Linked DNA regions of Homo sapiens: region 1 is linked to region 2. Evidence: read pairs that join two places in POLR2A ChIA-PET (ENCODE). Cell type or tissue: CD4-positive, alpha-beta T cell. All regions are shown on one strand. Links, peaks and the distances in the headings refer to the core of each region. The heading gives the core; the rest is flanking DNA. Region 1 has its middle 59 kb from the start of MIR1343. Region 2 overlaps LOC105376626 (a long non-coding RNA gene).

What was found. Peaks named below come from ENCODE experiments on the same cell type or tissue, not always from the same donor. Only the 100,000 strongest peaks of a DNase experiment are listed, where the experiment ranks them.
Region 1: POLR2A ChIA-PET joins it to region 2 with 5 read pairs; 13 of 35 experiments call an interaction of 5 or more read pairs at or near these places.

The regions. Positions count from the first base shown.
Region 1 is chr11:34,999,474-35,002,400 of GRCh38, forward strand. No RefSeq gene overlaps it. Among named protein-coding and RNA genes, the nearest start is that of MIR1343, 59 kb to the left of the region's middle. In CD4-positive, alpha-beta T cell, for the core only: no CTCF peak of the experiment used is centred there; no DNase peak of the experiment used is centred there.
Region 2 is chr11:35,049,684-35,052,610 of GRCh38, forward strand. All of the region lies in intron 2 of LOC105376626 (a long non-coding RNA gene), which reads right to left. Among named protein-coding and RNA genes, the nearest start is that of CD44-DT, 87 kb to the right of the region's middle. In CD4-positive, alpha-beta T cell, for the core only: no CTCF peak of the experiment used is centred there; no DNase peak of the experiment used is centred there; H3K4me3 peaks cover 594 bases; H3K27ac peaks cover 556 bases.

The DNA of each region.
Region 1 (2,927 bases), core at 118-2,617, 50 kb before region 2:
AACCTTATTTCTGTGCCTCAGTATTCTTACCTATAAAATGAGGAAGCAAGGGGGAAAATTAATCACTGTACTGGTTGCTTATCTTTTTTAATTTCTTCAGTTATAGGCAGGAAGTGTATGCTACTTATCAATCATCATGGATGATGTAACATTTACCTCCCGCATAGAATCTCAGAGATTACACATACAAATTCAGAGATTATGTAAATTGGCCAAAGCTCAAAAGTACGACAACTGGGATTTGAACCAAGATCTGTGCAGCACCAAAGCTCAAGCTCACTGCATTGCAATATACACCTTCTAAGTTGTGCTGCTGCGGCTGAAAGTTCTGTATGCAAAGAGTATTTTCCACCTATGGTAACTGAAGTTCCTGAGTTCCTGTTCTTCTGTATTAAAGCTAATGTGTTTACGACCTAACCACTTTTAAAATTAATTCATATTTTCTCTGTAGTGGCTCTCTTTGTGCCTTTCTAGTGTGCAGAAAGTACTGAGGGATTTTTTGTTGTTGTTTTTTCATTATGGACAGCTCTTAACCTGAAGTAACTAATGTTAAGTGTCATCACTTGTACCTCTAAGTAGAAAAATAGAAGCTGATGGGGCTTAGTGCCTCTAGGTATAAAAAAAAAATGACCTAGAAGCTGCTACTTTCAATAAATAGGTTGATTCTTGTCCCAGTTAAGACCAAAAGTGGTTACCTTAGTTTTCATTTCTGAGGCCTCAGGCTTCTATATTGATTACTGTATCAGTCATGGTCTAATCAGTTAGGGTTCAGTAGTTTATGGTGGAGAAGTTCATTGGGTCGCCAGGTTGGGTCTGTTCATAGTTGTCCAGTGAAGGGGAAGCAACCATCCAGGGCACACGTAAGCCTCAGCTGGCACGCTGAGGGTCAGGGTACCACTGCGGCCTGGGGTATGTGGTGTCTGTTGAGAAGACCATGCAAAGGTATTGATAAGGCCAAGCTGGGGCTGCTATTCTGGGCAAAAGGCAGGGTCAAAGCACCACTGGATGTCCACCATTTTGAAGCTGAGAAACAGTAAATTAATAACTAGCACAAAGCCCAACCTGAGGCTGGGAAATAAAATGTAATCTTATAATTGGGAATAATACCAGATGATAGGATAGCTTAGTAAGGTATAGCAGTCTATATTAGAACTGTTTTGTGGGTAGAAATCTATCTAAGCTAGAGATATTATTTTGAAAATACTGTCACTGTTTTAAGTAAATTACCTGATTTGCTGGGTGAGACATTTACTAAAATGTAAAGCAAAAGTAAAATGTTGAAATATATTATGCATTCAACAGTTGTGAATATCTGCTGTGCATAGCTAACAGCCTTTACCCTCAATCAATTTAAACTATAGGTAAGTGATATTTACATGCCCAAACATAATTCAGCAGATTCTATAATCAAAGCATGTGCATAGTTGAGAAGATGGCTTCATTGACTAGGTGACATTTGAACCAGCTTTTTGCATTACTGAGTATAACCCACCCCACTTTTTGTCTGGTTTCCCTAATTTCAGTAATCAAATATTTAACACCCAAATACATAAATTCATCAGTTCATTTTTCCAGGACCTTGGCTCAATACCTGTGTGTACATATCACAACAATAACTAATTCCCACAAAGCCTAGAAACTTTTAGTTGGAAGGAAAATTACTCATATGGCATGTTAGTTGTACAGAGAAAGTTTTATTTACACCCTACTATTCGCAAAGAAAATATTCTTTGTTAAGTCATCCGTCCTAAAGAAAGATGAGGAATAGACACTTACCGTTGTCTAATCAAAATGTATTTTAATTCTTCAACTCTCCTACCTCTTCCCTGGCCCCTGCTTTTTTTGAAGGTGTCCTGTGTGTGCAAATGCATCTTTACATATCTTGACGCTCATTGTTTTGTTCTCAAGGGGATCATCTGTTAAATTTATTTTCAGAGAATCATAAGCATCTTTGGACTCTCGAGCTAACTTGCAAAACTATAGGAGTGAGTGAAAATCAAATATTATTTTTAACATTCAGTATTTTTAATGCTAAAAATCAAGTTAATATGCTCTTTATTAGTTCAAAATGAATGTTTGAGGTGTGGAAGCCAACTTACTCACCTGCTAGTACCATGTAGCTCTTCATGAATTGCATAGCTCCCACAGTTAAGTAGATTTTATTACTTACTAAATACCTTATGTTATTTGTGGGCATTTCATTTTGACACCAAATTGTCTATTATTGGTAAATTAATAAGAAAGTATTCTGCCTTAACCTGTTAAATACTAGTTAGAATGTCATGATGAGTTTCAGGTATTCTCTTTATACTTTCAATGTTTGATACAACTTTAGAAGAATGAGAATGGACACTTTTGTCGATGTACCTATTTTGAGAGCAAACGCTAATCCCGCCTTTAAAAATGTGCAATTTTAGCCATTTTTACTGGAGAATGCTGGAAGTCATTATTCCTATGAACTGAGAATACGGGAGACTATGACTTGGACAAAATGGAAACTCAAGATTCAGTGGGGTACAGGGCTTTTGTGTGTTTGTTTTTGTTTTCTCATTTCGCAAATGAGTCCTTGCAACTTTGGAAAATATTGAGAGTAATAGCTTCATAAAGTTTTTTTTTTTTTTTTTTTTTTTTGAGATGGAGTCTCCCTCTGTTGCCCAGGCTGGAGTGCAGTGGCACGATCTCGGCTCACTGCAACCTCCGTTTTCCAGCTTAAGCGATTCTTCTGCCTCAGCCTCCCGAGTAGCTGGTACTACAGGCATGTGCCAATTTTTATTTTTAGTAGAAACAGGGTTTCACCATATTGACCAGGCTGGTCTCAAACTCCTTACCTCGTGATCTGCCCACCTTGGCCTCCCAAAGTGCTGGGATTACAGGCGTGAGCCACCGCGCCCAGGCTTTTTAAATTTTTTTCTTTTTTTTTTTTTTTT
Region 2 (2,927 bases), core at 140-2,639:
TACAGGCTCATAGGTGGAAGGGACTTGCCTTGTCTCAGATGAGACTTTAGACTGTGGACTTTTGGGTTAATGCTGAAATGAGTTAAGACTTTGGGGGACTGTTGGGAAGGCATGATTGGTTTTGAAATGTGAGGACATGAGATTTGGAGGGGCCAGGGGTGGAATGATATGCTTTGGCTGTGTCCCTGCCAAAATCTCAACTTGAATTATATCTCTCAGAATTCCCACGTGTTGTAGGAGGGACCCAGGGGGAGATAATTGAATCATGGGGGCCCATCTTTCCCATGCTATTCTCATGATAGTGAATAAGTCTCAGGAGATCTGATGGGTTTATCAGGGGTTTCCACTTTTGCTTCTTCCTCATTTTCTCTTGCTGCTGCCATGTAAGAAGTGCCTTTCACCTTCCGCCACGATTCTCAGGCCTCCCCAGCCATGTGGAACTGTAAGTCTAATTAAGCCTCTTTTTCTTCCCAGTCTCTGGTATGCTTTTATCAGCAGCATGAAAACGAATTAATGCACTTGGTAACATGCCAATTACTTGACCAAGGGAAGGTGAGGCACCTTGCTTTAAAAGTGAATGCCAAAGAGAATAGCAGCTCCTCAGTGAAATAATGAAGCTGTGTTAGCTGATGGGAGAAAAGGTTGCTGAGGAGACCACAGGAACAGATGTCTGCAGAAGTGTTTCTGTTTCTTGTCATCAGCCTCATTGCTGTAATGGCTCCCCAAGGCTGCCAGAGTTTACATTTATTTAAATAGAATCAACATGTTTCTGTTTCATAGCATCTTTGGTAAAATTATACTATGTAAAATGAGGATTACAGTCTTCTCACCAAAAGTAAGATCTCTGCCTTGTCTTTCTGGCCCATCTGGAGAAAAGGAGCTTGCGCTCCGCCGAAGAGCTTTGGTTGCCTCACCTTTCTTTCTCTTTAAAAGCTCCGTTCTGGGGATCATAGGGGTTTGGGCCCCAAGGTCTCTGGTTAGCAAGCCTAGTGCTTCCTTAGACAGTAAACTAAAAATAAGTGTCCTCAGCACCGTTTATGATGGCCATGACAGTTGGGCCATCACTTTACCACAAAGATACTTGTCATTTGGGGGTTTGGAAAAGGGAAACACTTAAGTGCTAGTTTATCAGCCAAAAGAAGCTGCAACAAAAAAACACAACACTCTTCCTACCCACAGACTTCTGGTCTGAGTATCAACTTACAGGGGAAAGTTTAGCCTGTTATAATTTAAAGGCACAGAGGTGTTTCTTTATTTACACATTTGCGGGGGGAAGGATGGATGATGTGAGCCCACAGCAGCTGCCTTCTAGAAGCTCTCAGGGAGACTTTAAAGGAGAACAAAAGTGTATTTTAAAAGGTGTTGGAACATTTACAAAATACAGAGGATCAAAGAAGGAAAGCTTGCAATGATGTATAGTATTAATATTTTGGTGTACTTCCAAACCTGGGTTTAGATAAAGAGGAAGAACTTAGGGGTCGACAGCATTGTGCCATGGATCAAGAGGTTCCCGTCTTGTTTCCAAGCTTGCCCTCCTGTATCACATTTGGAAAAGATGCCTGAACGATAGTAAATGTGCAATCAATGCAGCTACTGTGAAGACATGTTTTAATGAGTTTCATTCATAGAATTCCTTCATTCATTTAATATTACAACATCAAGGCTTTCCCCATGTTTTAAAATTTCTTTGCCCCTATTATTTTAATAGCTTTATAATATTTCATCAAATGGCTGTTCTATAGCTAATTGAACTAGGTCCCCAGCATTGGACAGGGAATATTATAAATAATGCTGTGATGGGTATTTTTGCGCGTAAATCAGGGCATCGTTTGTCAAAGAAGGGTCCAGCCTCAAACCCTGTTGGGTGTGAGGCCATGGTGCTGTCAATTTTAACTCTGTTAAAAGGCAGTTCTTCATTAGTCAAAGTCTAATGATCTAGGTCATGGGTTATTCTAACCCAATTTGTCTTCACCCTGTTTTTTTTTTTTCATGTCTTCAGAAGTCATTTCCTTTTTTGTCAGCAAGGAGACTGGAAATTGAAAAGATAAACTTTATTTTAGATATTTGTTGCTAAGTCAGAAAAAACTTGATGAGGATCTGCAAGAGCTGGGGCAAAACCTGTTTAGGAAAATCAATCAGACAGGTCTGAACACTGCTTTTAAAAATATAGTTTAAGTGTTCTTGTATTTTTTAAAATACATCTTATACTACTATTGTAAAACATGCCTCCATTATGCACATAGTACTTGTCTATGTGACAATCATACCAATAACATTTATTTTTAAGGCAGGAAGGAGGATTTAGAAGCCTAAACTGTTTCTCCTTAAAATATATCTAAGCTGCCTCTCTTAGAAGCCCTGGGGGCCCAGATATTGATGTGATTTCTCTTCCCTGCTCCATTTATCTAATCACCTAGGCATGTATTTTTAGAATATTCACTATAACGACGGTCAAAACAAAAACAAAAGCTGACATTAATTGAGTACTTACTGTATGCCAGGTGCTAGTCTAAGACTTTGAAAGGGTGGATTTGATACGTTGAATCTTAATAGAGGGAGGACATCTACTTCAGGTTCAGTGGACCTTTTTGAAGAGGTGACAGCCATGGGAAGAGGGTCAGCGGATAACTCTGGCATGGGCAAAGGGTCCAAAGTGCAGAAGAGTGTGACCCATTCTGTTGTGGCTGGGGATTAGTGACAGCATGGGAAAGTGACATCAAATCCAGCTGGAAAACTCTTAAAAACAAAGGGACAACATCCAATGCACATCTTAAGAAAAGCATACACATCTTATGAAGATAAATTGTAGGGTGGACGAGGCGTGAAGAGGAAGGCACTGTTGATGTAGTTTGGGCAATGGATGATGAGGCTTGGACTCGGGTCTGCTGGTGGGGATGCACAGAAATAGATGGGCTCATAATGTACTT